2 separate regions of the Mus musculus genome follow, and region 2 is linked to region 1. Evidence: chromatin loops called from intact Hi-C (ENCODE). Cell type or tissue: left cerebral cortex. All regions are shown on one strand. Each heading gives the region's core, and the rest is flanking DNA. Links, peaks and the distances in the headings are about the cores only.

Region 1 (15,355 bases), core at 3,521-8,520:
GCAACTAGTTAGAACCCCTGTACTGCCACAAGCTAGAGTCATGTGGGAAGATGGCGCTTTGGTTGAGAAAATGTCCCCATCTGACTGGGCAGTGGACAAGCCTATGGACATTTTCTTAAAGGTGATTGTTGTGAGAGGTCCCAGCTCACCATGGAAGGTGCCATTCTTGGGTAGATGGTCCTGGACTGTGTAACAAAGCCAACTAGGCAAGCTATAAGGAACACGCCGAGCTTCTCCATGGCCCCAACATCAGCTCCTGCCTCCAGGTTCCTGCCCTGACTCCCCTGGACAATGTACTATATAATGTAGAAGAGTCAGATGAAAGAAACCCCCACCCTCAAGCTGCTTTTGGTCATGGTGTTTATCACAGCAGTAGAAACCCTGACTAGCACAACCCCAGCATTCATTTGTGCAGATTTCAAGGGTTTCTATCAACACAACAGTAGAAAACATTAAAATACTAGATACTAAGTAGACAAGAGTCCCACAAACAAAACTGGTAGGGTGCAGTCAAATCAGCACCTACAGGTCAACTCATAGCTTTGAAAATGTATTGTATGAAGAAAGAAGATTAGAGATTAAACAGCAAAGAAACCAGGACAGGCATCTTTATACACACACACACACACACACACACACACACACACACACACACGCACGCACGCACGCACGCACGCACGCACGCGCGCGCACACACACACACACACACACACACACACACACACACACAGAGAGAGAGAGAGAGAGAGAGAGAGAGAGAGAGAAGTCTAAGAAAATGAATGTCAAAATGAGCAAGACAAAACAATTGAAAGAGATGGAAAAATTAAAACAGGTTTTTTGTTTGTTTGTTTGTTAGCCTGGTAATTGGCAAAGCTGATGAAAGGGGGTATGGCACCAATCCACAATGGTAGAAAAATGGGGTGGGGGTAGGGGTGGGAGTGGAGGGGTAGTGCAAATGAAGCAGAGCTTCCCATTGCTCCCCAAACTGAACTCAGAATGGACTTGTCTATCCCCCTGCATCACATGTGAGTGATGGTGTCCTCACCCACAGCTGGCCTATGGCCCCTCTACACCCACATCACATGAGCACAGTCACAGAAACAGCAGGATGGCCTCAGGCCACCTCCATGCACACACTCAGACTTCCTGAAGATACTCTGCTTGTGTTTGCATGTCCTTCACGCCCATCTGTGTGTAAAGACCGTTTTACACCCAGGGTGCCTTGGTGAGAGCACATATTCTGGAATCATTGTTAACCTGACAGGGTTCAGAGCCAGCCGGAGAAAAACTTGTGGACCTGTGCATTAAAGTGGGTTACGTGAGGTGGGAAGACACACTCTGAATGTGGTTGGCACCGACCCATGGGCTGGAGATCTGGACTGAATCAAAGCAAAAAACAGAGGTACACACAGCCTTCGGGTCTCTGCTCCCTCACTGCAGGTGCAGCGACCAGCAAGCCCAAGCTCCCATTACTGTGACTTCCTGGCTATGATAATGCATATTTGTATGGGGATGTGTGCATGTATGGGGGTGCACAGGCATGTATGTCTGTCTGAGTGCATGTGGAGCCCAAGGTTGCTATCCAGACTTACTCCCGACTGCTCTTTCATCTCATTTATTGAAACAGGGTATCTCCCTCAATCAATCAACCCCGGAGCTCATCCATAATGGCTAGGCCAGAATTTGCAGGCAGATGCCATGCTCGCCCTGGTTTTTTAGGACCCAAGTAAGTGCTTTAACCATTGTGTCATCTCCAGCCCCAACCCTTCCTTTACTAAGTAACTTTTGTCAGGTAATTTGTCACAGCAACAAGACATAGGTACTACCTATCCAGGTGACACAAGAGCATGACCCCATTGATGCTGGCCTTCCCCAGCCCTCCAGTGTGTCTAGACATGATCCCCCCACAGCCCTCTTGGCCGGGTGACAGTACCTCCAGCTCCCTTAGCAGTTCAGACTGACCACAGGACTCCAGGTCTTCAAGAGCCTCTCCAAGCACTCTCCAGAAACCCTCCTCTCGGGCGGGGCCGGGGGCTGGGCTGCAACAGGAACCACAGCGTCAACTCCTGGCAGGTGGGAGGGTGGGTGGGCTGGGCCTGAGGAGTCTTCGTTGCCCAGGGCCCAGTGCTGGGCTCCGGGGGCCATAGGACAGGCAGGCAGGCAGGCGGGTGTCCTCGGTGGCAGTGCTGGGGCCCCAGGGCAGTGGTTGGTGACACAGAATGGGGTGGGGGAGACGCAGTTAGGGGCGACCAAGACTGTTGGTGGCCAATTAGAACAGGGGCAGATGAGACGGGGTGGAGAGCGGTGACACAGGACGCCTGGGAAGAAAGACAGACGGATAGATAGAAGACAGACACAGACAGAAAGATCCATGGGATAGCCCCAGAAGACAGTCCCTGACCCCACCCAGACACATGGCACCACGGGACAGTGACAGGATAGAGCCAGAACCAGTCAGGAAACAGATGGATGGAGAAGATGGGATATTTGTGCTGGGGAGGGGTGGGCAGTATCCATCTGGCTAGCCCACACCGTGTGGCCCATCAGCAGCCAACACCAAACTTACAGGATGCACTACAGTCTTTGTGCCGCTCTGCTAGCTCCCAGAACCCTTACTTAGCCTTTAGTCATACTGTGATTTACAAAGTCTTCACTTCTCAAAGGCCTAGCTATGCATTTAAGGAGAACAGCACAGGTGTTTCTTGTGGGGACCCACTCTGTGGAAGCTAGCTGCTATATGAGCCCAGCTACATACATGCAACATGCATAACCCTGGGCTGGTGGTTGTGAACTGGGAGTCATGCTTCATGTAACCTGATCTGAGGAGGGGTCTGGGTTCAAATTCTGAGTCTGGTGTTGTATTTCTGAAGACAGCTATTCATAAAGCCAGGATGAACAAGTCGGGTTGCTGCCCAGCTAGAACATGTCTGCTGCTATCCTTCCACAGTGCATTCTTTCCAGACACACTCAGCCCAGATCCGTCCCCCAGGCCAGGAACGCTCTTCTGTCCTCCTAACTCCCCCCTCCTGGTGTTGCTACCTTCTGGCTACCCCTCCCACCCCCATCAGCCCCACAAGTGTTCCCACCACAGACCTCATTGGTGGCTCCCAGTCCCCCTCTTCCTCTGGGAAGCTTTCGTCAGAGGGACCCGGTGTGTAGCTCGTCCTCCGGGGCTCAAGGGGTGGGGGGCTACTCTTCAGTCTGCTAGGACGCCACTCCTGGGGAGTCACACTCCGGACTGCCACCTGCGGAGTGTAGGAGCCTGGCGGATGGAGAGAGGGACGTGGACCTTCTCTGTCCTTGTCTTGCCCTCCCTCATTCCCAGCAACTGGATGCCAGTGGGCATATCTGTGCTTTTTCTGGGGACAAAGTGACCACTGAGTCCCAGGAGTCCCTGTAACCCTAGCAAGCCCCTAGGAACATCCATCAGTCAACAGTGAGGTTCCAGGACCACGGTCAGTTCCACAGGCAGGCCTGCTAAAGGGCCTCTTTTCTGACTGGACCCAGATCTACCTGAGGAGTCCCAGGATGAGTCCGAAGATACTGCCTGGAGCTTGGGAGAGAGAGAGCCAAAGCCCCTAACTGTGAACCAGTGTGGCGATCCACCAAGAACCCATGGAGGCTTCTAAGTTAACTCCCTGAGCCTCAACCACAAGCCAGAGGGCAGCATCAGTGGGCCTTAGCCACATGGGCAAGGCAGTCGTGGTCTGCCTTATCTTCATCTGGGTGCAACAAATATGTCTTAAGACCCACTGTGTGCAAGGCATGGGGATAAGGAGAGAGACAGCAGAAGTAAGAGCAGTTCTGTCCCCAGTTCATGAGAGGAAAGACAGGACTGGGGGGACAGGTGAAGGACAGGGTTAGTCAGGATGCCCTGAGGAACCCTCTCAGAAGGAAAAGGCTAACGGGGAGAGGAGGTCCCAGGAAGAGCAGGCAGTAGCATCATCTTCACAAAAGCTGTCCAAGGTCCCTGCTTTGTTACCTGTGCCCCCAAAGCCACCATCTGTGGCAGAGCTGCCCCAGGACTCCACAGCACTGTCCACGCTGGGTACAGCAGGTGAGAAGCGCGTTGCCAGCAAGCCTCCCTTGAGGGCCTCAGGGGGGTCCTCATCCACATCACTGGCCTCACTGAGGCTGCCTGACTGGCGGGGGAGGAGGGGACCTGGGAAGAGAAGGGGTATCACCTGTGACCTCAGAGACACAGAGTTCCTGTGAGCCCGACTTTCCCCCACGTCTGTGAGCTTCCAGGTGCTTGACAATCTGGCTGCTGCCATGCGCGTGGGACATACAAGTAAGTAAATCCCACAGGTGGGAAAACTGAGGCTTGTGAGGCTTATCAATAGGCCATATGGTGAAGAGCAAGGAAGCCCAGATTAAAACAAGGCCCCCAAGACTCAGGTAAACTGTAGCACATACAGGGCACAGGGACATGCAGGAACCCGAAGAGACAGGGACTGATGAGAAACATGGTTTGGACCCAGAATGTACCCGATACTGCACTGTGCCACCAAGGTACAACTCTCCTCTCTCTAAGCCTCCTCCTCAGCTGGTCCAGGGACCCCCACCCCATTGGTAGCACACAGCCTGACCCACGACTGCCCTTCCTCTGTAGGCCAGGAAGACCCCAGGAAGGGGCAAGGCTCACGGTCTAGCTGCTTCTTGATCTTCAGTGTGACCGTCTCCCCGGCCACCTGCAGAAGGTGGATGGCCTCACTCAGGGGCCGGCCCTTGAGGCTCACGCTGTTGATGGCCAGTATCCGGTCCCCGACATGGATGGCACCAGTCCTGAGGAGTGGCCAGAGAGCACAAATGAGACCCAGATGCTCAGGGCCGCAGAGGTTGTGGGTCTTGCCTTTCAATACCCTGCAGAGGCCCCAAGGCATGGGCCAGGCTGGCTCCAGCTGTGCAGTAGGAGAAAGCAAAGTCAGGCATAGTGGGTTCGCTCTGGTATTCCCAGTGTTCCAGAGACCGGGGGTTGGGGGGGGGGGACAGCAGATCATAAGGTCCTGTCTCAGAGAGGTGGGAGGAGAAGGAACCAGGGAGGGAGGAGAGAGAAAGAGAGGTGAGGGATCCATGCCAGTCTCAGAACTTTAATGTCTCCTCGGGATTCTGTGCTTTATACCTCTGCTGATTCAACTCAGGGCCACCTTCTTCCTCCTTGTTTGTTCTGAGACAGCACTTGCTATGTAACACAGGCTGGAGCTCTCTAAGATCGTCACTGTTGAGGCCTCTCAAAAAAACTGAAAAGAGATGCCTAAGATGGTGGCATACACCTTGAATCCCAGCACTTGGGTGGCAGAGGCAGGCAGATTTCTTTGAGTTTAAGCTCAGCCTGGTCTACCTAGCGGGTGTCAGGACAACCACTCTTAGTCATGTACTCGGAAAGAAAAGGGAAATTTGAAGGAAAATAGATGGAAGTAATCAAGTTGAACCAAATAAGCCAGACTCAGACAAATCACTTTCTCTCTTATGTGGAAGCTAGATTTAAAATTATATATAGGGAGGGGTTACAAAGATGATAAGATAAAGATCAGATTTAAGGGATCAGGGAAACAGAAAAATATAGGCTAATGGATGGATACTTGAGACCTGAACAGGAGTGGGGATATTTAAGGGAAGGAAAGGGAGTCAGAAAAAGGGGGGAGGGGCGATGGACAGGGGGTGGCCGTGGAGTCGGGAGAGAAGGAACCAAGTGTAACGGTGGCATATACATATGAAAACGTTATCACGAAAACCATTACTTTGCCTGTTAACTTTAGAACATGCATACTGATTACATGTTATAATGCATATATATCTAAGAGTCATTTATTCTCAGCTAGCTTTTTGAATGTGGCTGATAGAAAGCCGGTTTGGAGGGCGAGTATGACCGCACTGCAGTCGTTCTGGGCCATGCTGCCCTGCCAGGAAGGCTGTGAAGAACCTCCGACCACAGCAGCCCTCTGGAACCAGCATGGCCCACGAGGCCCCTGCATTCTCTCTAGAGTCCAGTAGAGGGTGCTCCAGGAGCAGCCCAGCCTGAGTCCGGACCCTGGCTAGGCAGATGTGCTGGGTGCTCTTCAGGCCACTGCCATGCCCTGCAGTGCAGAGGAACTCGCCCCTTCTGGTACCCCTGGTTCCTTGCACTGCTGATATAGAAGCTGGGACTCACCCACCTTGGTCCATCCAACCCAGGGGCAGGCAAGATGCCTTCCTCGCAGGGCTCCTTCCCTGGGACAGCCCCAGAGACACTCTGAGTAGGTGTCAGCCCAGCAGCCTCAGGGTCCCAGGATAAGCCTCAGTGTGGGTTTCAAGCAATGGAGCACTACCCCTGATATTCAGACACATAGGGTCCTCACTGTGGTAATTGTTAAGGGCAGCCGCCATGGGAGGCAGCTGAAGGTGAGCTATCCTGCCCTGGCTGGACCCTTTAGCTGTGGTCCCTTCCCCCCAAATCCATGCCCCCCATTCCCCGACTTTCTCTACCCTGGATGCTGGGCTGGACCAAAATTCATTCATGTTAAGGATGGGGAGTGGGTATTCAGAGAGAAAGTGATCATCTTTGAGTTGTTCAATGCTAGAGAAGAAGTAAAAAAATAATCTAGATTGTGTGGTCCCATGGCCCACCTTCTGCTCCCTGAGGGTCCCCAGGCCTTCCCTGTTGTCCCCACTGAGTTCTGATTTACCTTTCGGCTAGACCCCGCTTGGTGAGGCCAGAGATAATGATGGGGTCAAAAGGTTCCTCTGTACCAGAGATGGTGATGCCCAGTGGTCCGCCATAGCGCTTCAGTTCCACTGTGTAGCTGACTGCGCCAGAGCTCTCCTGCTCATCTGCAAGTGGACAGGCAGCCTGAGGGTGAGGGGGTGGGCTGCAGCACTCCCCAGCCTCAGCACTCTTCAAACACCAGTGACCTCATCGAACCCTCAAACACACCTGCTCAGGCCTTTCGGGGTACAACCTGGGGACCTGGAGGCCACCTCAGGCTCCCAGCCCGCTGCCCAGATGCCATGAAGGGAAGGAAAAACAAAACAAAAACACAAACAAACACAAACAAACAAAAAATTACAGGAATATGGAACCAAGATTTGAAAACAGATTTCACATGCCACCCACAGCAACTCAAGAATCACAGCAAAGAGAAGGGAGAGAGAAGGGAGGGAGGAGGGAAGAGGGAGGAGGCAGAGAGGAAGGAAGAGTGACAGCTAAAAGAGGAGAGAGAAGGAGAGGAGGAGGAGATGGAATGAAAGGAGGGGCTGGAGGGATGGCTCAGGAGTTAAGAGCACTGGCTGCTCTTCCAGAGGACCAGGGTTCAGCTCCCAGTATTCACATGTCTGCTTACAACCATCTGTAACTCCATTTCCAGGGGATCTGACTCCTTCTTCTGGTCTCCCTGGACACCTGGCATGCAGGCGATACACTGACATACATGCAGACAAACACGCATACACGTAAAAGCAAAATAAATTTTAAAAAAATCTTTTTTAAATCAGGAAAGAAAGAAGGACAGGAGACAAGGGGGAGGGAGGGGGAGGAATGAGAAGGCAGCTGGCCTCCAGTGGCTTCTCCTCCAGAGGGAGGGCCACAGACTCTCTCTTGACTATAGGGTTCACACTCCACTTTCTACTCTGCCTCTTACCACCCCCTTCTGACTATTTCTTCTCTCCTTCCCAGTTCACCCGTTCAGGCCTGCCTCTGTTGTGCCAGGGCCAGTCCTGCAGCCTGCAAGAGCAGGCGGGACCCACCAGCCGCTCAGATATCAGATATCCTGCTAACATCACACACTCTGGGGAGCCTTGTAGTGGCTCCAGAGGGCCCTGAAGCAGAGGGCTGGGGGGGGATGTGAGAAGCAGGGATTCCTGTACATGTCCTCCAGCCTCCCCCAGCAGCTGGCCACTGGGCACGGTCTCTGAAGCACATACCTGAGTTGTCCTCATCTTTCCGGATCTTCAGCTTCACCAGGTCCTCACATTGACGCAGGATCTGCACGGCATCCTCCATGGGACAGTGGTCCAGGCGGATATTGTCAATGGCCAGCAGCTTGTCGCCTGGCTCGAGGGTGCCAGTCCTGCATGAGTGGGGTGGGGATGGAGAAGCCGCATGCAGATGGACACTGCCCCACCCCTACGGCCACACCCCTGCCTGTGTGGCACCCCACCTGTGCGCCACGCTGCCTTTCTTGATGTCGGAGATGATCAGGGGTTCCCCTCGCTTTCTGCTGGCCGCTGTGGGGGCAGGGGAGACAGGCTGTGAAGATAATTTTCAAGGGCCCTGCTTAAGGTGGAGTCGGGAGAGGACACTACTGGCTCCTGGTCCTATTTCTTCCTCACTTGGGGGTGGGCAATATGAGCAAATCAGCTCACCTCTATGTGCATCAGTTTTCCTTCTATAAAATAGGTCTGCATCCCATTGTGGAGATGTAGTAAGATGAAGCAGGTAGAACAACAAGGGGACTTACAGCTAATGGTGATGCCCAGCTCCACACCGCGTCTTTTGGGTAACTTCACGTGGAAGGTTCCACTGCTTGGGATGACAGACTCTGTAAACCAACAGCCCTGGGTGACTCAAGGCTCCAGAAGAGCTCGGAGATCTGCATCTAGCACCCGCCGTGGCTTCTCTTGGGTTAGGAAGGAGGCAATCTCAGAGAGTAATGATCCAATCACCCCACCCCGCTGCTTCCAACTCACGGAGGAGGAAGGCTGAGGCCGAGAAGGCTGACAAATTGGCTCTAAACAGCTGAGTGCTGGGTGGAGGCCAGAGCTGGAGACTACTGGCCAGTGCGGGGGGGGGGGGGGGAAGGCTGTAGCAAAACGTGACCCATTTGGATCCAGGCATTTCTACAACTTGTCTCTAATTCATACCACACCTCTGGTCTCTACTATTTGACAGATGGGGAAGCCGAGGGCAGAGGGAGGCTGTTTCCTATCCAGACATTCTCATATGGGACTCCCAGGATCAGCACCCTGACTTCTTCTGCCTGGAGTCCCTGCTGCATGAAATCAATCCACTTTAAGTCCTCCTGCTTCCTGATTCCTGTGTGGTACTCCCTCATCCCTATGCAGGACTTAGGCTGGTGCAAAGTCCCAGGGAGCACCAAGCAGGGAGGGGCAGGGTCCCAGAGTGTGTGTAGCTGGGTGGCCCACTCACCTGCCACATCAAACTCGATCTCCAAAACAACTTTGCGGGCCAGCGCAGCATCCCGCAACAGCTGGTTGGCTTCCTCCATGGTCCCATCCTCAGTGGCAATGCCATTGATGGCTAGGACTCGGTCCCCCACCTGCAGCAGACCACACCTAACCCCCAGAGCCCGGTGGAGAGAAGAAGCCGGTGACTAGAACCTCAGGTGGGGGAGAAGTGGGGGCTTACTCTCAGCTCCTGGTCTCTGAACTCAGTCCTGTCCCCAGCTAAGACCTGGCTGGGTCTCAGTTTCTATCTAATCACTGGGGATGGTACCATTGTCCTCACAAGACACACAGAGTCCTCTGAGTACAGGCAGACAGGGTTTTCATACTGTGTAATTCTGGGGCTGATGATGGGGCCAATATGCTGATTAAGTAAGGTATATTTATGAAGCTGGGACCCATAGTTGTGGCTCAGTTTTCCCACTGGACTAGAGCTCCAAAGATTGTAGGCCCACGGAAGCAGTAGACTCACCTCTCAGCGGGGCTGTCAGGTTCAATAAATCGCACCAAGGGTGGGGAGGACAGGGTCTCGGTGGCAAAGATGCCTCCTTGCAGCTGAAGGCCGAAGCCACTGAGAGGATCTCCACAGAGCACAACTTCCGTGGTCTCCGTATGAACAATCTGCCCGCCGGGCCCTACCGTGCTGGAGGCCAGTGACACTGTGGGACAGGAGGGTTTCATACTCAGATGAACCCTGGTGAGGCTTTCCAGGGGTGCCCACTAAGAGTCCTCACGAGGTCTGGGAGCCAGAGAGGCAGGTGAGCAGGAGTCCCGGAACCACCTAGGATGGGCCTGAGTTCCTTTGTCTGTACAGGGCCATGATGGCATCTACCCTGCATAAGCCGTGGCTAAGAGAGACAGCATTAGGGACTGTTATTTTGTAAGACAAGAGATTCTAGGTGCCTGTGTTATTTATTATATTACAGACCCCCACCTCCATCCATAGGGCATGTATTTCCAGACCCCAGGAAATGCCTGAAACCACAGATAGTACCACACAAAGCCTACAGATACCCTAATCATACAGCCCTATGATGAAGTTTCATCTACAAACAACCCTGGGGAAGAGAGACATTAACTGTAGCTTGATGAGATGTAACTATTATACCGGTGTGTTCTCATAAAATCACCAGAATCAATATTGTAGCACCCTTTGTTTAGTTTTGAAACAGGCTCTCAGACTGGCCTTGATCTTTCTGTGCAGCTGAGCATGACCTTGAACTTCTGACCTTCCTTCCTCCCTATTACAGGGTTGTTGGATGCTGCATTACAGGCAGGTATCACTTTGCTCATTTATTTGGTGCTAAGGGTAAAACTCGGGATTTCATATACACTGGAGAAGCAATCTCCTGTCTGAGCTACATCTCCAGCCCCGTGACCATTGCTCCGGACATTGTTCAGTGAAGTCTAGATCACCTGGGCAGCAGATTCTAGCCAGTCTGACCAAGAGAGATGATGGAGAATGACTAACAGTTGAGCAGTGTGCACATGATGGATACACTGGGTAAGCACGCTGCTCACATCCCAGGATGGACCAAGTGGGGCAGATGTAAGCCTTTCCCACACTACTCAGGACACTGTTCAATTTAAAGCATATGGTCTATTTCCAGATTTGTCTATTTAATATTTTCACATTGCGGTTGAATGTGGGTAACTGGAGAGCAAAACTGGATTGGGCAGCGCTATATTCTGTGCTCTATAGTCTACATGTCTCTTTGCCTTGGTAATAGCTTTATTCTTTTTAGGATTTATTTTATTGTGTTTAATTATGCACATGTGTGTGTGTGTGTGTGTGTGTGTGTGTGTGTGTGTGTGTGTCTGTGAGTACAGGTATCTGCAGCTGAGGCCAGAAGAGGGTGTCAGCTCCCCCTGGAAATGCAGGTACAGGTGGTTGTGATCTGCCTGTCATGGGTGCTGGGAACTGAATTTGGATTCTTTGCAAGGGCAGCAAATGCTCTTAACCACTGAGGGTCCCGGGAACAGCTTTATTTGATAGGAAGTTCCCAAACAATATTGGTCACCTGCTTAGTGTATAAATTGATGGCTTAAAACACTGCCATCCTCTCCCATAGGAGCCTAGCTAGGAGACTGAGGCAGAAAGACTAAATTCTAGGCCAGACTGGGCCACATAACGAGACTTTGTCTCAAAACCAAAAAAAGAATAAAGGAATCGCTGTCTCCTCACCCATTGCCCCAGAACCTGCATTTTGCCCCAGGCAATCTGTCCTCAACCTATTTCTGTCCCTGTGGGTTTCCCTGGACACATCACAGAAATGATCTTATGTGGTCCTTAGTGACAGGCATCAGACACTGAACACACTGGCTTCAGAGGCTCCTTTCTGTAACAGCTGGGACTCCCCAGGGTGCACCATATCCAGGTGGCCACACTACCCAAGCCTCACCCCCAGCCCCATCCTCCGCCTCTCAGGTGTCCCACGGAGATGGCTTCCTGCTTACAAGAGCTCCTGTGTTCTTTCCTTCGCTGCCTTCTCCTCCCTGCTGTTGTCCTGGGGCTCATGGGTCCTCTGGGCAGGGTGCTGGCGTTGGCACAGGGAAAGGCGGGGTTCATAGTCGGTGAGGAGAAGGGAGTCGAGGACACAGCTGGGGAGACCAGAGCACAGCCCCATGAGCCCCAGCAGGGCCCTAGTCACTTGCATAGGGATTGGGGAGGAGAACCACATATCCATAGGGACACAGACAGGCATGCCTTCTCCCCTTCACCTAAGTCCTTGACTGTGTGACCTCACACAGGTCTCCACCCCCTGAGCCTCACTGACCAAGATTTCCACAGACCGCTAGGGATGAGCTAAGTGATGCAGGGCATCCCCTCTTGATCCTGTGTTGGTTTCCACCCCATGTACCGACACCACCCACCAGGAAGGGGTTTTAGGACGGCAGCATTGCTGCAGCAGCAGATACATTACATCGGCTCTGGTCCGGGCCTCCAGCTGCCCAGGTGGGTGCCCTGCAGTGGCTTGGCCTTGGGCTGTGGCAAGAAGGGGCAGAGGGGTCCCAGCGGTGCAGCTGCTCACTCCTCTGTATTCTCACTGTGGCAGTGGGAAGAGGAAAGTGGCCTGGGTGTCTGGGACTGTCCGGATGACTATAGTCCCCACAAGCCAATGGTGAGACCCAAGATCCTTGCACTGTCCAAGCCAGCAAGGCACAGAACATGGGCTCTGCTCATGGGCACTGCTACTCATCCTGTGCCAAGCCGTGACCAGGCCCCAGCTGCATTGCCAACCAGGAAAATCAGTCCCCTCAGGGAACTGGCTCTGGACTCAAGAGGTTTTTGGCTGAGTGCTACCCACAAAAGCCCCCTGTAAAAACTTCAGGGGCACAGCAGGCATATGGTGCCCACAAGGCCCCTAAAATTCTGTGGCAGCATGGAACCACATGGGGCCCTAGTGATTGGCTACCCCCATTCCTGGCTCTGGTCTCTATTGTTGGTTCTGTTAAATGGGCCCTGGAGAGTGGCTGCCTCCTTAAGTTGTAGGGAGGCTGAGAAAGAATCCCAAAGGCTTCCTGCAGAGCCAGGCCCTTAGCAGAGACTAAATGAACAAATCCCAACATCTGGCTCCCACAGTCCTTCCCACAGCCTCTGAAGCCTCAGTTTCCCTGCCAAGTGTGCCTGCTTAAGGCTTTGTCCTGGAACTCTGGTGCCCTGTTCCATCCATGCCAGGTTTGGGTCTTGAGATTTGCCAAGGTGCCTACCTGCCTCTGGGGGCTTCAGGGGCCGACGACTCTGGGGCGAAGGCAAGATCTCCAGTCGAACTTTCTCAGTAACACTGGCCAGGAGCTTAGTAGCCTCGACCAGTGAGCAGTGTTCTGTGCTGGTGCCATCGATGGCGAGGATGTGGTCTCCAGCATGCAGCGCACCACTCCTGGGGGACAGGGGGACAGAGAGGCTGGTCCAGAGGACAGAGACACAGGTTGCCTCTGCCCTGCATAGCCCTGCTTCACCTCACCTGTCCACCACGCTAGCTGGCTTGATACGGTCGATAGTGATAGCTGGCTTGTTCCGGTGGGAGCCAGTGGTGAGAGAGATCCCCAGGGCAGATCCTGGGGTCTTGGCTATTTCTACCACCAAAGGGCCTGAAGCATTGGCCACTGTGTCTGGAATGATGGGGAGGGAAAATATAAAGATTCGTGGAAAGTAAAGATGCTTGCTGTCCTGCCCAGCCTAACTCTGCTGTCCTTTAGCCCTTACTGCTGAGGAAGGGGATGATGCCACGGAGGGAAGGCAGTCTATTCAGCCATCAGCAAGTCAGGCCAGGCCTCCATTGTACTGCAGAAACATTCCTTACCTCCACCCCAAGCATTCTGGTCTCACATCAGCTCTCCCTGAGGCAACTAGTCACTTCCTCAGCCCCTGGCTTTTACCTTCACCCCTTTGGTCCTGGTTCCTTCCCATTCAGCCATCTGTAGCAGTCAGGCTGCCCCTCACTCTTGGGTCAAAATCTCCTGCCCCAGGGCATTTGCACTTACAATTCATCCTGGCTAAAGCTTTGCCACTCCACTTCATACTCTAGGTAGATCCTATGCCAGTGATTGCTCGTGTGTGTGTGTGTGTGTGTGTGTGTGTGTGTGTGTGTGTGTGTGTGTGTGTGTATACATACACAGGAGTGTGCTAATTGACATTTCCCCTCTTCAACTAGACACTTCACCTGTATTGTCCCTGCCTGACCCCTAGTGATATCAGGAGAGGCCTGATACTGTCAAGAGGTCCAGAGAGGCTAAAGCACTGGCCTAAGATCACACAGCCTTTATAGTACTGAGGATCAGGGACCTCTTCTTGCCCCAGCCCTTACCCTCAGACCTGAACATACCTGGGGTGGCCACATCATACTCCACTTGGAAAAGGGCCTCATGGCTACACTGTTGCAGGGTGGCTATTGCAGTAGCATGGCTGGCCCCATGCAGTGGGATCCCATCTATGCTGAGCAGCCTGTCGCCCACCTTTAAGGACCCCTCCCTGTAAAGGAGATGAAAGCCCAATCAGGGATGGAACACACAGAGTGAGTCAGGGGTGAACAGACAGAGTGTAAGTAAAAGGCCAACTCTGATGCCCTCTACCCACAGCATATCTGAGCTGGGTGTGTTCTTCAAGGCCACTCACATCACAGCCCAGATAGGGTGTCGGCCTGGCTGGGGACACACAGCATCAGAGAAGGGGTGGTCTGCTCATTGTAGAATCCCTTCCCATTGTCCCCAACCCAATTTTCTGATAGTGACTCTGGCCTAGTGACAGATGAGCTTGGGAAAGAACTCAGCAGTGCTCCAGTTTGGGCCCAACCCCTGCCCTGGAATGTCGCCCCTGACAGGTGCCAAAGCTATTCCAGGAGGTTCTATGAATAGCGACTCATGCAGGGCCCCAGACCAAGACCAAATTTAGATCTACAACAAGCCTGGTCCAGGCTTCTCTTAAAATGGTTAGGAGTGAGTCTCCTGCTCAGAGAACAAGGGTGAGGGGTCAGGAGACAGAAGCAGGGCCTGGACATATTCCTTTCCCACACCCTGTCCTCCTGGCCCAGCTGGGACACGAGAGGTTTCCATAGACAGGCCCAGCCAGAGATGGCCAGTCACAGAGCCCAGAGCACCTTTGGCCCAGGCTAAGTCAGAAAGATGCTGGGAAGATTAAAGCTGAGGCCTCTCTTAGCCACTTCCATCCATTCTCTGAGGGCATGTTGTCCCCTCCTGGCTTCAACCTCCCATGTGGGAAGCCATGTGAAGATCCAGGGCCTCAGATACCCATGCAGTGTCCACACGGCTTCCACCTGTCAAGTGGCCAGGGACATAGATGCTTCTGTCTCAGGCAAACTCACCTGTCCGCTGGGCCACCAGGTCTCACGTAAGTCAGGACCAATGGGCGGGATTTGTGCAGGTCCTCATGGGCACCTCCTGGACAGAATTCAACAGGGAGCAGAGGTCACTTACCCACGGTTCTCCTGGCAAGCCAAGGCCTTAACACCAGCCCAGGCAGCCTCCTTCTGCACAGGTGGGACAAGGGACAGGAAACACAATGCAAATCCTCTCTTGGTCACATCACACAGCCAGCCTCTCCTCCTGAGATCTCATTTTCTTTTCCTTTTTGCCCCGGTGACTAGGTAACTCAAACTTTGTCATGCATCTGCTGTAGCTATCCATCATCTCTGTGTGTTCTCTCGTCAGCCATGCGTGCCTCGTTGCTCCTCACAAC
Region 2 (15,355 bases), core at 3,962-8,961, 120 kb after region 1:
CAAGGAAACCAGCGTCACTTGAGAGGAAAGAAATTACAGGCAACAGCACAGCCAGTGGAATCGGAACTTGAATTGCTTTGCTTACTATTAAAGTCCTATATTATTAAGTCCTTAACTGTATGCCCTAAACTCTGCTCCAGACTCTGGGAGATTTATTGCTTGTGATAACAAATATGAAAATTATGTTATACCATAGTGTAAAGGACATGGTTTCTGTAAAAACCTGCCCATACTTGGTTGTTAGGAAGTCTCAATGTTTTGTTTAACTTTATGCTTGGTCTTGGGGGAAAGATGAAGAAAGGTGTATACTGTTTGTCTTCCTCCTACTCAAAGTGGATCCAAAAGATACCGTGACTTATATTAAAACTTCTTAAGCTCGCTGGAGAGAACGTGTCAGTTAGAAGCAGAGGAGTAATAAAGAGTGAGACCTGAGTACACTGGGGAGGGAGAATGAAAATTTGGAGTACATAGTCTAGTGGGGAAAATGCACATGCAAGTTAAGAGAGTTCTTCCATGTCACCGTTTCTGTATTGGTAATTTGTCTTTGAAATCAGAAACATGATCAATTCCTTCCTACAGTTCCTAAAACTGAGATTTAGTAGAGGGCACAGCAAGCTTAGTGAGTCTCAGCTGCTGGTGGTTTGTTTGTTTATTTGGTTTTTTTTTCCCCCCCTGTGCTCGTGGTCCCTTAGCTGCAAGGTTCTTGGTAATGTCTATAATGACATTGCCAATTCTCTGACACAGGGATCTGCCCATGGTACAAACTGTCTTCCCAATGTCTTAACTTACAGGGTGGATTACGTGGACTCTTTGGGCCGATCCCGGCGCTGCATGAGAAAGGATTTACCAAGTCTATTGGAGATGGATAAAAATCTTCAGGGGAGACTGTAAGTCTAACATGTGGCCTTTGTGTGGAACACAGCCACAGGGATTGTCTTCTGGGAGAGGTTGCTGCATGACTGTATGTTGCTAAAGACCATTAATAGTAAGAATACACTGAAGCCTCTACAGTTAGCATATCCAGACACTTCATAATCTTCTGTGCTCAGGGAACAACCTGAATGCATAATACTTGACTTTTTTTTTTTTTCCTCTGAAACCCATTTTTTTTGACATATACAACAAAATAGATTTATTTTTCATTTACAAAACTAAATGGAATAGTAGTATTTTATTCATATTTTGTGGCAACTAGAGTTGCTTGAGACTATTTTTAAGTAGCAAGAAATTGTGACAACAGTTGTTATCTCGAAAAATCAAATGATATAAAAATTTTTAAGTGAAATAAAAATAAAATAAAATAATCTACCTTCTACAAAAATGATGGAAAGGACAAGGATTATAAACTATCAATCTGTCTCTGTTCTTTTTTTTTTTTTAATTAGGTATTTTCCTCGTTTACATTTCCAATGCTATCCCAAAAGTCCCTCCTACCCACCCCCCAGCCCCCTACCCACCCCCCCAACCCCCTACCCACCCACTCCCCCTTTTTGGTCCTGGCATTCCCCTGTACTGGGGCATATAAAGTTTGCAAGTCCAAAGGGCCTCTCTTTCCAGTGATGGCCGACTAGGCCATCTTTTGATACATATGCAGCTAGAGACAAGAGCTCCGGGGTACTGGTTAGTTCATATTGTTGTTCTACCTATAGGGTTGCAGTTCCCTTTAGCTCCTTGGGTACTTTCTCTAGCTCCTCCACTGGGGGCCCCGTGATCCATCCAATAGCTGACTGTGAGCATCCACTTCTGTGTTTGCTAGGCCCCGGCATAGTCTCACAAGAGACAGCTATATCTGGGTCCTTACAGCAAAATCTTGCTAGTGTATGCAATGGTGTCAGCGTTTGGAAGCTGATTATGGGATGGATCCCTGAAACCCATTTTTTGGGGGTTGGGAGGATTGGGGAGAATTAGTCACATTATTCCCTGAGCTTCTGACTCAGCTTCCCAGGCAGGCACCCTGTTCTGGTCACGTGCAATGTAACTGCTGAAAGGGTTATATAAGTTTGCTGTTGCCTTGGAAGAGTGTCTGAAGGTTGCAAATACAGAATGAGCCCAAACCTAGCCACAAATCAGCCTTTGTGGACAGAGGGTTGGAGAAGGTTCACTTGCTTTTATTCACTTCTTAGTCATAGGCCTTTGTATTTTGAAACAAAGGCCTATGACAATATTTCTAATGAGACCAAAGAAATAAACGTTTGAAAGTATCTTGATGGTTAGAATTCCCTGTAGTCAGCCTCATATGAAAAGTATTAGAGAAGCTCCACCTTCGTGAGCCCTTCAAGGTTAAGGCGTCCTGTGCGTAGGCCTGGAGTAAGCACAAATCATGGCATCTGCTGGGACACTGGAGGCACTGTAAGAGCGCAACCATGTCTTCAGACAAGAGGCCATTCAGAGAAGTTGAGTGGTCATCGTTCCTGGCTAGGCCACCTCCCATATGTCAGCAGGACAAGGGAAGAAAGGAAAAGTCACTTTTCTTGAACACTGAGGCAAGATCCATCATGTGTAAGCTCATGTGTAAGTCTGGGAATTGATTTAAAAATGATAAAATAAGGTCAGCAAGATGGCTCATTGTGTTAAAGGACTTGCTGCTAAGCTTAATGAGCTGAGTTTAGTCCTGGGAACCCACATAGTAGATGGAGAAAATAAATAGATTCCTAAAAGTTGAAAGCAGTCTCCTGACTTCTCCATTCATGCTGTGGATATGTGCATGTGTGTATACATTGCATACATGCTCATGTGTATATATACACACAGTATATAAATGAATGTTAAAAAATATTAAAACAGTTGATTGACTTCTTAGTCAGAAACCTCTGTAAGTGTTGCTGTCTCATGGCTTTCCTATTCCTCTACTAGTTTTGTTAGTCCTGCCAATGAAAAAACTTTGTTATCTGAAGACATGAGGAAAGAACTTCAGCGTCAGCAATGGGAGGAAGAAGAAAGGGAAGCCTTGAAAAAGCCAATGGGGCCCATCCATTATGAAGACATCCGGGAAAATGGTACTGTTGGGGTTGCTTGTTTGTCTGCAGCTTTTAAAATCTTTTTTAAAAAATGCTAGACAGTGGCAGGCTGAAAGCCATGTGCTGACAGAGCAGGACTCTGATGTGGTCAGACAGAGGGCGAAAGCATCATTTTTGTCCACAGCCTAAGAGACTTGGGGACCTCTTCCTAACAGAAGGTTTGTTAGCCCAAGAATTTGTTCCCAGAGAGGAGAGAAGGCTGCCAGGCTGAGGAGCCTGTGTGTGTCTGTCACTTAGTAAATAGTAAAGCAGTTTAACTTTTGTGGTTTTAATGTATATTTGTGCAAATATCAATGCGTGTCTTTTTTGGTTTGTCTGGGAACTTGTTGTACATGTGATTTGCTAATTATAGAAATCTAATCTTTTAATACTTTCGGTTGTTTCAGAGGCCCGACAACTTGGTGTTGGGTATTTTGCCTTTGCCCGAGACAAAGAGTTAAGAAACAAGCAAATGAAAACTTTAGAGATGCTTCGTGAACAGGTACAAGTTAAAGTTTAAGTTATTGTTATGGGTTTGAATAATTTTTTTAATTGATAGGCCATGCTTTTAAAAATGTAGTAAATCCAGAGACACATAGCTAAGCCTTGGGTGGAGAGAGAGTCCAAATTGGAGCTTGGGGACCCCCCCACAGAAAAGGGATCAAGGACACCAGAAGAACACAGCCCTCAGAATCAGCCTAAGCAGGGCTCATTGAGGCTCACAGAGACTGAAGTGGCAATTACTGAGCCTTCTTGGGGCTGTGCTTTGTCCTCTGCTTACATGTATACATACATACATACATACATACATACATACACACACACACACACACACATACATACATACATACATACATACATACATACATACATACATACAATGGTTGTTAGCTTGGTGGGATTGGTGTATTACTCATTCTTTAGCCTGCTTTTGGGACCCTATTCCTCTCCCTGGGTTGCCTTCATCCAGCCCTAAGGATTTGTGCCTAGTCTTACTATAACTTATTATGCCATGTTTGGTTCATATCCCTGGGAGGCCTGTCCTTTTCTGAAGGGGAATGGAGGAGGAGTGAATCTATAGGAGAGGGGAGGTGGGGGACAGGGCTGGAAGGAGCAGAAGGAGGGGACATTGCAGTTGGGATGTATTGTCTGAGAGAAGAATAAAACATGTAGTAAATAAAATGAAAATTGATATTCAGAATGTCATTATTGGTCTTAAAGGTAGTTACCAAATTATTGTGGATTTCCAAACTCTAAAATTATAAATGTTTTGGAAGTAGTCTGTGCTTTGCTACATTTTGTTTTTATTAGTAGTATATGTGTGTATATTGTGTATGTGTGGGCATGTGTGTCATGGCATGTGTAGTGGTCAGAGGACAACTTTATGGAGTTGATCTCTCCTTCCATCTCTGTATTGATGCCAGGCTTACATCACTGCCGCAAGCATCTTTACCCACTGAACCACTACTAGACCTGCAGTTTTATTATTACCATTAGTACTAGGTTTGTGCAAGTTCTGCCTTCATCTCTGTATGTGTACCATATGCATGTGTAGTTCCTGCAGAGACCAGAGAGGACACGGGATTCCTTGGAACTGGAATTATGAATGGTTTTAAGCCACTATGTGGATGCTAGCAAACTGAATCTGGGTCCTCAGCAAGAGCAGCAAGTGTTCTTAATCTTTCCAGCCTCCAGCCTTGCTGTTTTAAATCTAGTTTCAAACATGGTAATTTTGATGACCTAGGTTAGGAACTGGGAGGTTGTTCTAAGGGACCTAGGAGTAAAAGAGAACTGAACAGCTTGCTTCTATGTGGAGGCTTCTACTGTGCTCTGTGAGTTCTCTTTTAGCTTCCTAAGCATCAGAGGCTGTGACGGTCTGCTTTATAGGGCACCATTTTCAGAGTCTTTGGGAGAGCTGCTTAGAGGTGATATGAAAATGAATTAGCACTTTTTTCTCCCTGTTTTTGGTTTTTCAAGACAGGATTTCTTTGTATTTCCCTGGCTGTCCTGAAACTCGCTCTGTAGACCAGGCTGACCCCAAACTCACAGAGATCCACCTGACTCAGCCTCCCCAGTGCTGGGATTAAAGGCGTGCGCCACCATTGCCTGTCTTAATTAGCACTTTTTTTAAAAAAGTGAATTATTTCATCTTTTTAAACAAATGTTATGCATTTGATTTCAGGTGAATAATTTTCTAACTTTTTGTTCTATCCAGACAACAGATCAGAGAATAAAACGAGAAAACATAAAGGAAAAGAGAAAAGCTATGTTAGAAGCAAGACTGGCAAAGCTTCGACAAAAGAAGATGAAAAAATCAAAAGAGGATGGAACTGAAGAAGAAGGCAGAGGTACAGCACGGCTCAGATTTCTGACTTCAAAGGGAGGGTTATGTCTACAGTGTCTCACTCATAGGGCTGCAATCAGCGACTTAGCTTTACTCTTAGATATTTCTGTCTGTTTATTATTGTATGTGATGTGTGAGTGAGTGTAGGTGTGCATGTGCCATAGCACAGGTGTGGAAGTTAGAGGACAGTTTTCAGTAGTGTGCTTTTTGCTTTCTCTGTGATCTCCCTGGTTCAGATTCAGGCCATCAGGTTTGCTCAGCAGGCACTCTTACCCACTGAGCCATCTCATGGTCCAGGAGCAATTTTTATAGCTGGAATGTTTCAGAATGACACTCTCATGTTTTTAGACAATAGACAAGGATATTAACAAATAATACATTGAGTTGCCTTTTATAAGGACAGTTGAGTAAACTATTTAAAAGAAAAGTTTAGCTCTGTATAGATATGACATAAATTTTTAATTTTTTTAAAGATTTATTTATTTATAATATGTAAGTACACTGTAGCTGTCTTCAGACACCCCAGAAGAGGGAGTCAGATCTCATTACAGATGGTTGTGAGCCACCATGTGGTTGCTGGTATTTGAACTCAAGACCTCTGGAAGAGCAGTCAGCGCTCTTAACTGCTGAGCCGTCTCTCCAGCCCAAATTTTAAAATTTAACAATATATACATAAAAACATAGAAACTACATATTTGGGGGAGTGCCATGTGATGTTTTGGTAACTGTGTGTATTAGGTGATCTAAATCAAGGTGGATGTCTGCCTCACGCATTTATCATTTCTATGGTAAAAAACATTTAAAATCATTTTTTTCTAGTCTTTTCAACTTCAGCTTTTTGTTGTTGTTGTTGTTGGGTTTGTTTTTTTGTTTTGGTTTTTGGGTTTTGTTTTTTTTTGTTTTTGTTTTTGTTTTGTTTTGTTTTGTTTTGTTTTTTTTTCAAGACAGGGTTTCTCTGTGTAGCCCTGGATGTCCTGGAACTCACTCTGTAGACCAGGCTGGCCTCAAACTCAGAAATCTGCCTGCCTCTGCCTCCCGAGTGCTGGGATTAATGGCATGCGCCACCACCGCCCAGCAGCTTCAGCTTTTTTAATGTTTAAAATTCTATCTAAGTGTGTGTGTGTGTGTGTGTGTGTGTGTGTGTGTGTTTTGCCTGTGTGCATGTCTTTGTTCTATGTTGGTGTCCCATGCCTGCAGTGCATGTCTTTGTTCTGTGTTGGTGCCCCATGCCTGCAGAGGCTAGAAGAAGACATCAGATCCCTAGGAACTCAAGTCACAGAACGTTGCTAACCACTATGAGGGTGCTGGAAATCAATCCTTGGGTCCTCTGGAAGTGCAACCAATGCTCTTAATTGCTGAGACATCTCTCTAGGTCTGACTTCAGTTTTTTTGCTTATAGTTATTTTTTTGTTGTAATGTACTTTTCTTTGTAAAATGTTCTTACCAACTTGGATATTAAGGTAAAGCAGCTGGAGACAGAAATTCAAACTGAAGAACTGAGCTCTAGAAACAAGATGGAACACACTTTCCCTGGGAGACAGCTGTGAGATGCTGTGATCAGACAGGCTTAGTCTGCGTTATGGAGTAGAAGCCAAATTGCTAACTTTAGCCCTTCCCTAAGTGGCTCCAGTATACTAGCCTGCCTGTCTGTTTTAACATTGAAAAGTGCAAGAGTATCTAGGTCATCCGGTCCCAGGTTTCCTCTCATCTTGCTGTTTCTGCTGCTCTCTAGTGTCGCTTTCCTCTATGTTGCTCCAAGTTTGCTCTCTGGCACCTGTTCCTGATCCAGCCCAGGACCAGGTCAGGGAAGCAGGGAGAGAGGAAGAGGATCCAGCTTTCCTTTTCAGGATGTGAGTGGGAAGTTGTGGCCCAGTGTTTGCATCGCACTGGCCAGAGCTCAGGCCCACAGGCTGTATTAGCAGTAGAGGAAGCTGAAAAGTGGCTTCTCCTGGGAGATGAGATTGAAACTTGGGGACATTCTAACAATAAGAGCTCCAGTTTAGGACTGGCTAGAATCTTCTCGTCCTTTTCTAGCCTCTGAGCAAGGCCTCATGTAACACTGACAAGACACCAGAAAAGCTTAGGAATTGAAAATTCCGTGTTTAGTTTCAGATAAAGGCTGTTTCTTGTTGAGTTCTGCATGGTGTCTGGTTTTGTTCTGCCTCTTGAACATTTGTCCTAGAAGATGTGAAGTGAAATTTTCCCACATTTCTTGAAAATCAATTTTCATTAAGATTTTAAAACTAGGGCCAAAATGAAACAGGTGATTTCACTTCTCCAGCATGCTGCTTGCTTGTTACTCTTGCTATTTTAGTTGGATAATTTGAGGATTTAGGGTTTTTCAGTTGCTCCTTGGGAACACAGAGATTGACATCTGTTCAACTTCAACTTGAGTGTTGAGTTTTCTTGATACTTTATACATGTTTACCATTGATCAGCTAAATTTTTTCTTGTTGATAAAATAACAATAAAATTGTTAGAATTGTTTAGGGACTTAGGCGATCTGTTGTATAGAAATTGCTGAAGCATTGTCAAGATAGCTCAAGAGTACAAACCTGGCTTTCTGAATCTGACCCTAGAAACCCACATATAGGGTAATCAACTGCACTGCGCTGTTCTCTGAGCTCTACGTGTGCTCTGGCATTCACACCCACTCACTGACATAGAGAAAGAACTGTTACCAAACTGCTTCTCTGCTGTCTGAGGCTCGCTTGCTGTTCCCGTTAGCACTAGTGATTAGTTTTACTTCAAAATTAGGATGTTATGTTTTTAAACCATGGTGACAAGGTCTTGTTTCCTTACAGAAGCAGATGGAGTTGTTCCTGAGCCCTCAGAGCCAAAGCCTGTACCTGCCCCAGCTCCTGTGGCCCAGAACAGCAAGGTGGAGGTCATCATTCAGGAGAGGAGGGACACCAAGCCTGGGGTGCCACACATCCGAGAGTGGGACCGAGGGAAAGGTAGGTGGGCTTTTAGCTGTCAGCTTCTTGAGGGGCCCTTGTGAAGGGGGTTTTGGTTTTAAGTAAAAGTGTGATTCTGGTGAGATTTCATTTTTATTTTTTTATGGTGCAGAGATGGACTCTAGGGCCTTATACACACTAGGCAAGAGCTCTACTGCTGGGCTCCACCTTCAGCCCCACAGTCACTCTCAGTGCTCCTGAGGCTTAAGTCTCCAGGTCTCTGAACCTGTTTCTTCTCCATATTGAACAGTAGTTATTTATAAACAGGAGAATGGCAAAATGTGATCAAAAGACCAGCATCTACAAAGGTATTTTGTCCACAGAATAATTTTCTAAAAAGTGCATGGGAAGTTTAGATCCATACTTTTAGGTGTGGTTTTTCAGCTTAGAATGTTACTCTCCAGGAACTGCTTTTAAGGTATGAGAGAGGCCGGTGTCTGAGGAATTCTGTCTTTAGCAATCCTCTATATTCGGTTGAAAGTTTACCTGAGCTTCCATTGTACATGCACATTTCTAAGTTTTCACCAAAGTGCCCACCACAGTCTTTGCGGCAGCAGACTGTGTTATGCCTCGTTCAAAACTACTTCAGTGGAATGTTAGCTCCTGCTGTTGGAGTTGATGAGAAATGTATAGAGCCTCTGCTCATATTGGATGAGCCCCTTCTGTGTCTTCCAGAACACAACAAATGAGAGACTGCTTTGATGTGAAACACCTAATCATGCCAACGTCAGCATATACTTGACTGTTTCATTTCTCTGTAGTTGTAGTGCCCTTTTGGCAGTGTGGTCCAGAGCCTGTCAGCCTCTCCGTAGAGCCATTATCTAATCTTTCCTTGTCGTAGGCTACTCCATTTCTTAGCTGGGTTTTGTGTTGCTATCCTTGTTCTTAGATAATCTGTCGTGGCTTTTAAAATGCATATAAGAACTGAAAAGTATTCAATAAATTTGACTGATTCATAATTGTTTTTAATAATACCCTTTCTATTTTCATAGACTTTTCCTTTGGATTCTGGTCGAAGAAGCAGTCAGAACTCCGAGCTGAGCGAGATCCTGAGTTTGCCCCACCTTCAAATTACTTTGTGGGTCAAAAGAGAACTGCTCCTATGAGTAGCCAGCCACAGAGCAGACCAGGATCAGCACCAAGTGACTTGGGACATTCCTCTGGCCAGAGCCAGGAACCCAGCTCTTCACACACATCCACTCCTGCCTCTGAAAGCTCACCACAAGCGCCCACAGTCACTTTCCAAACACTAGATGATATGATATCTTATTATAAACAAGTCACATGACCTGTAAAGCATGCTGGTTGTATTTGTCTCATAGAAGTCAGTCAGGACTGAGTTTTACTTCTTTCTTCCTGTACTTTCCCAGGGAGCACAGGCTTGAGGCCACATTAGTTGACAGGGAGGAGTGAGAGCTCATTGACTCTTAGGTTGTTCATTTTCTTACCGCTTGGTATAGGGGGACTATCTTCTCTCCATGCTGACCCAGCTGTGACTCATTTGGGGTTCCAGGTGTGTAAATTATAAATGCTAATCTGAGAAATACTGAGGAACTTGTTTCTTTTTTAGATTATTTTATGTATGTGAACATCTTACCTTCTTGTATATATGTGTACCACGTGTGCCTGGTGCCAAGGAGGTCAGAAGGTGGTGTAGGATACCCTGGGCCTGGAGTTATGTATAATTGTAAGCTACTATGTGGGTGCTGGGAACGGAACTTTGGTCCTCCACAAGAAGAGTAGCCAGTGCTCTTAACTATGGATTCATCTCTCCATACCCCTCTGAGGGGCTTTTAACCCTTCTTTACAAACACACCCTCTCATGACTTCGCTTTTAGGGCTCCATTCTTTTCTTTTCAGAAGTGTGTTAGCATGCAGGTGTCTACTCCACAGGTTCAGCTTCCCTGACAGGTGATGGAGCAACATGAGGAGGATTTGTCCAACAGGCAAATGAGGGCCTATTATAGAGGGCTGCGTGGGAAAAGGAAGCTGCTGGGACACTAGGTAGTCACATCTGAAGCTCTAAGGTTGGGGAAGAGCACCTACAGTTCAGAGGTAGAAGTTGGTAGTTGATCTGTTCCCTGTTACTCAGTTGCCTATGTCTGTCCTCTGCAGATATCTGGAGTTGGGCTGAACTATTTGGGCATTTGCAAAGGCTGCTGAGCTGTTTAGAAACCAGTGTTCCTTAGTTTTGCCAGTTAGAGCTTTGACTTGTCCTCCTGCCTCTGTGCCTTCTGATGCTCTCCATTACTTTAGTCTTCTTGACTCTCTGAGTAGGTCAGACTTGGACCCCATGGTGCTGAGCAGGTAGGTCCCTGCCTATATTCTTATTTAGCAGGGACGTTTGGTGCACAGGAATCTAAAGGACGTCACTCAGTAGGGGTGTTCGGAGCATTCACCTATGCAGCTGCAGACAGGCAGTCAGGAGTTGACCACCAACCCTCTGAGAACAGTGTAGCAAAGGAAGACCCACCTCTTTGGGGTTTCCTTGATGCTTTGTCTCTGCTCACATGAGTGGAAATGCCCTGTTCTTCCTCGAAGTCATGTGGCATTGTATTGGAACAAGACTTATGTCTAATTTCCAGGCTTAAGCTTTTCCTAGTATCTTCTGCTGCCAGTCTTTTGCCCCAGTATTAACAAAGTTTGGACAAATCCCAAAATTACCTCTGAACTCCACAACAAAAGCAGAAGCTAGACATAATGCAGTCCTGTTAGTCTCATCAGGCAAATACCTCCTTTAAATACATCAAAACTCAGCTACCCTTAATTTTTTTTCCAGAAATGACACATGTATCCTAAAATTCATATGGAAATGCTAGGGACCCAGAATAGCCAGAAAAAAGTTGGAGGACTAAAGATAAGGGCCAAAACTATAAATTCAGCTAAAATAAGGAAATAGTTTAGAGGAGAAAGAAGGAAATAGAATTATTAGACATGTCACAACTGTAAGCAAAAGCAGAAAAGAGACAGACATGGGAGCAGAGGTGGGTTCAAGGCCAGCCTGGACTACATAGCAAGCTGCAGGCAGAATAAAAGGAAAATAGTTTGATCGCTGGAGATAAAGTGCTTTTATGAGGCAGAGTATCAAGAAGAGAATGTGGTGGGATGAGAGAAGGCAGGAGTGACAGCCAGGCAGCAATGGGCCTTGAATGGAGCCAGCAGGCATGGGAGGACCTGGCCACCACAGCCCTTTGGGAGCAGCAGCAGTCAAGCGCAGTTACTCTTCACCTCAACTAGTACCTGTAGGTCATTTTCCTCTGGGGTTTTGAAGACTAAGTTTCTTTCTAGTCTCCTCTTTATGACACCAGTTAAAAGGTCTATATACAGTCCCTCAGATTTATCTTGAAGTCAGCTTCAGAAACTTACTTTTCATGGACCAGCTTTGTGCCAGGATGTCCAGCAGATGGCAGCAGAGTCCTCAGAGTTCAGAGCCATGCACCAAGACTATTGGCTTCCTAGGGATGCAATCAATGTGTCGCTTTCATTTTGTTTTTTTCCTTTTTGGGGGAAGACAGTTTCGTGTAGCTCAAACTTCGTATGTAGCAGAGATTGAACATTTTTTAGTTTATTCTTTGACAATTTTCGTACATGTATGTGCACAGTGTATTGTTTCCCCTCACTTTCTGCCCTCCTCAGATCTCCTTCCACCCTGTCAACTTCCTCTCTTCCACACAAGTCCTTTTTTTCCATCTTTTCATTTTGTTGTGTTGTGATCCACTGATTTTATCTGAGACTATCTGTGATCTGTCTATTGGGACCTAGACAATGACTGCCTTACCATCAGAATCCATCCCAACCAATTGTTCAGCAAGGAGAGATAGGGCCCCTTGATCCCCTTCCCATTCAGTGATTGCTCCGTGATAGTCACTTTTGTAGGCCCTGTGCAGGCAGTTGTAGCTACTGTCAAGACTGGGTGTGCTGTGTCTGTGCAATGGCTATGCTCTGCCCTGAAGATTGCATTTCTCAGTCCTCTGCCTTCCAGCTTGGCACTCTGTTCCCTTTTCTGGTGTTCCTAATTGTTGAGGGATATGCACTCAGCAGTCACTTGTTCTCAGCACCTGAGCACAATGTGGATGGATGGAGAGCCACAGGAGGCTGAGTGTCAGTATTGAATTTCTGATCCTCTTGTGTGTACCTCTGTCCCTAGAGTGTTAGGATTACAGGTGTGGGCCACCTCACCTGGTTTATGTCTTGCTGGGTATTTAACCCAGGGCTATATTTGCATATTAGGTAAGCATTCTACCAACTGAACTACATTTCCAGGCCATTTTTAACTTTGTTAGAACCATATCTTAAAAATGAAATTATGGTGGCACATGCCTTTAATCCCAGCACTTGGGAAGCAGAGGCAGACAAATTTATGAGTTCAAGGCCAGCCTGGTCTACAGAGTGAGTTCCAGGACAGCCAGGGCTACACACAGAAATCCTGTCTTGAAAAAAAAAAAAGAAATTAATTTTTTTATTGAACTTAATATATTCAGAACATCTTAGTATACATTCAGGATACAGAAAACATCAAGAGGTACTTTGTTTCTTTTTTAAAAAGCTTAGATAGATAGATAGATAGATACATACATACATACATACGTACATACGTACATACATACATACATAGATAGTCAGGGGTTCTGTATATGTATAATCCCTGGCTGTATTGAAACTTGCTATGTAAACCAGGCTGGCAACAAACTCAGAGATCAGACTGCTTTGCCTCCCAAATGCTGGGAATAATGGTGTGTACCATCACACCTGCTTTTGGTTTTGTATTATGTGTGAAAGCCTGCATGTATATGTGTACCACGTGTGTATTTGATGCCCTCAGAGGGCAGAAGAGGGTGCCATCTCCTGGAGCTGGAGTTACAAGTAGAGCTGCTCTGTGGGTGTTACGGACAGAGTCCTCTGCAAGAGGACCAAACACTAACAACTGCTAAGCCACACTTCCCTATTGTTTTCATACTAAATTCCAGAGTGCACTGTAGCCCGCAGTGTAGCCGAGCTTGCATACTCATTTTCCACCAGATACACTTTTATCTGTATTTAGGTGTCATAAAGCAGTTGAAAAGTACTAAACTCATATCCAGGTTGTCCCAAACATATAAATTTTCTGATAGTTGAATTGAGTGAAGTTTTAAATTTAAGAATTTTTGGTGGTGTGTGTTTTGAGGTGTCAGGTTTGCCTTGCACATGTTTGTCATGTGCTGTCATTGAGCTACAGCTCCAGTTTCAGCTTTTAAGCTCAAAATTTTGTTACTGTGTGTATCTCTGTATGGGGTCAGAGGACAACTTGGTAGGGTTGGTTTTCCTGTTCCACCTTTACATGGGTTAGCTCCAGGTTCAAGTTTAGGTTGCTAGGTCTCTCAAGCACTTTGCTCAGCTGCCTGCCCCCTTTCCCACCAAGTGTTAAATTTACATCAGGGAAATTGAAGTTGAATCCTTTTGTTGTGCTAACTTGTGTGCAGGACTGCTCCAAATAACCATTTGCTGGCTTTGCGGTCCCTGTACTTTGTCTTCCCATTAATGACCAAAGACTGGCAAGCCAGTTTCTCCCAGGTGCACATCCAAGACTTATGACCGTGTCTGAATTGGAAGTGGTTAAGCCTACAGGAGAATGTTCTCATGTCTTCTCTGCATGTCTGGAGAGCAGAGCAAACCATTGAGAAGACTGCTCTGAGTTCCTTGTTTTCACTGTAACCTCTCCTCTGGGCCTTGTGTGTTTTGGCGCAGTTCCTTTGAATTGGTGTACTGAATCATTCTGCTGGCCTGTAGAATGCCCAAAGGAGAGCATTTGAATCCATATACATGAGGTGCCTGCTGCACTTAGCTATACATTTGCCAGAGGCGTGGCTAATTCCCCTGGGTTGCTCTTCAGCTGGTCTGGTTGTGACATACAGATGAGGCAGTGGAATTTAGAATCCGGAACAGGGGTGGGTACTGGTCTTTACAGTTAACACAACAGGATAGCCACACCATATGTGGCTCAAGTTTCCTTTTGAACCAGTAAGGCAAGCTGAGTCAGTTATATGCCAGACTGTTCACATAAAATGCTACATAGCCAAGGTGAGTGATAATAACTGAAAATGATTTGTTGGCTTGAAAATGGTGAGAAGAGACTCATGTGGCTGTGAGGACTCGTGTGACTTATGGAGGATATTGGTATGTGATTTTGTGTTTGAAGAGTGAGTCATTCACGTGTACTGGCGAGGGCTCAGTGTGGCCCTGGGGTTGATAGTAATGTTTAGGAAACTGGAAAGTCAGCTGTTCAGGTGAAGCCATGTTTTCATCCGAACCCATGCCCATTGCTCAGGTTGACAGTGCATGCCTTTAATCTCAGCAGATCTCTGAGGTCTACAGAGTGAGTTCCAGTTCAGCCAGGGCTACACGGTGATATGTGCTCTCAAAAATAAAATAAAAAATAAAATAAACCCTAACCTCTAGCAGAGCCTTGGTGCTCTGCAGTGGTTCCTGATATCCAGGTAGCACACGTGTATACAAAAAATGGGTGTCCACACATAACAGTCAGAGGCTCATTTCCTTTCCACTCTCAGTTTAAACACTCCCTCTTTTTTACCCTCCCCTTCTTTCCTTTTCTTCCTCCTTCCATCCCCCTTTCTTTCTTCTTTCCTTATTTTCTCCCTCCCTCCCTCCCTCCTTCCTTCCTTCTTTTTCATTTAAATCCATTTCTAACTGCCATGTTTCCCCAGCTCCCAAAGCCCACCTTCTGTTGTCGTGACTGGTTTCAAGCATTTTCCCAGGCCATGCTTTGTCCTCTTCTGTGTCTTGTACACACACTATCAGCATTAAGTTTCTTTGAGCTGGAACATGCTGTCCACCCTTTCCTTCCCTGCTTGCTTCACTCTGTCCACCCTTCAACAGTCACTGTGGCTTGAGGCTTTGTGTCTCGTGTGAGGCTATGCCAGTGCCTGGCAAATACAGAAGTGGATGCTCACAGTCAGCTATTGGATGGAGCACAGGGCCCCCAATGGAGGAGCTAGAGAAATTACCCAAGGAGCTGAAGGGATCTGCAACCCTATGGGTGGAACAACAATATGAACTAACCA

Evidence for each region. Peaks named below come from ENCODE experiments on the same cell type or tissue, not always from the same donor. Only the 100,000 strongest peaks of a DNase experiment are listed, where the experiment ranks them.
Region 2: it touches region 1 in a loop (4-fold over the local background); 6 of 42 quality-filtered maps call a loop at or near these places.

What each region holds. Positions count from the first base shown.
Region 1 is chr6:91,770,700-91,786,054 of GRCm38, forward strand. It overlaps Grip2 (glutamate receptor interacting protein 2), which reads right to left. Exons shown (of 24, transcript NM_001159507.1): 6 at 14,982-15,057; 7 at 13,986-14,131; 8 at 13,125-13,272; 9 at 12,871-13,040; 10 at 12,084-12,206; 11 at 11,617-11,760; 12 at 9,632-9,818; 13 at 9,125-9,270; 14 at 8,436-8,516; 15 at 8,136-8,202; 16 at 7,900-8,045; 17 at 6,666-6,810; 18 at 4,646-4,785; 19 at 3,983-4,162; 2 more. Among named protein-coding and RNA genes, the nearest start is that of Grip2, 29 kb to the right of the region's middle. In left cerebral cortex, for the core only: a CTCF peak has its summit at 5,989 (motif pointing right); DNase peaks (open chromatin) are centred at 6,025 and 7,166.
Region 2 is chr6:91,890,003-91,905,357 of GRCm38, forward strand. Ccdc174 (coiled-coil domain containing 174) reads left to right here. Exons shown (of 11, transcript NM_172730.2): 6 at 792-887; 7 at 2,854-2,996; 8 at 3,404-3,498; 9 at 5,212-5,344; 10 at 8,145-8,297; 11 at 9,290-9,846. The coding sequence ends at 9,585. 4930590J08Rik (RIKEN cDNA 4930590J08 gene) reads left to right here and starts at 14,231. Exons shown (of 20, transcript NM_198668.2): 1 at 14,231-14,354. In left cerebral cortex, for the core only: no CTCF peak of the experiment used is centred there; a DNase peak (open chromatin) is centred at 6,993.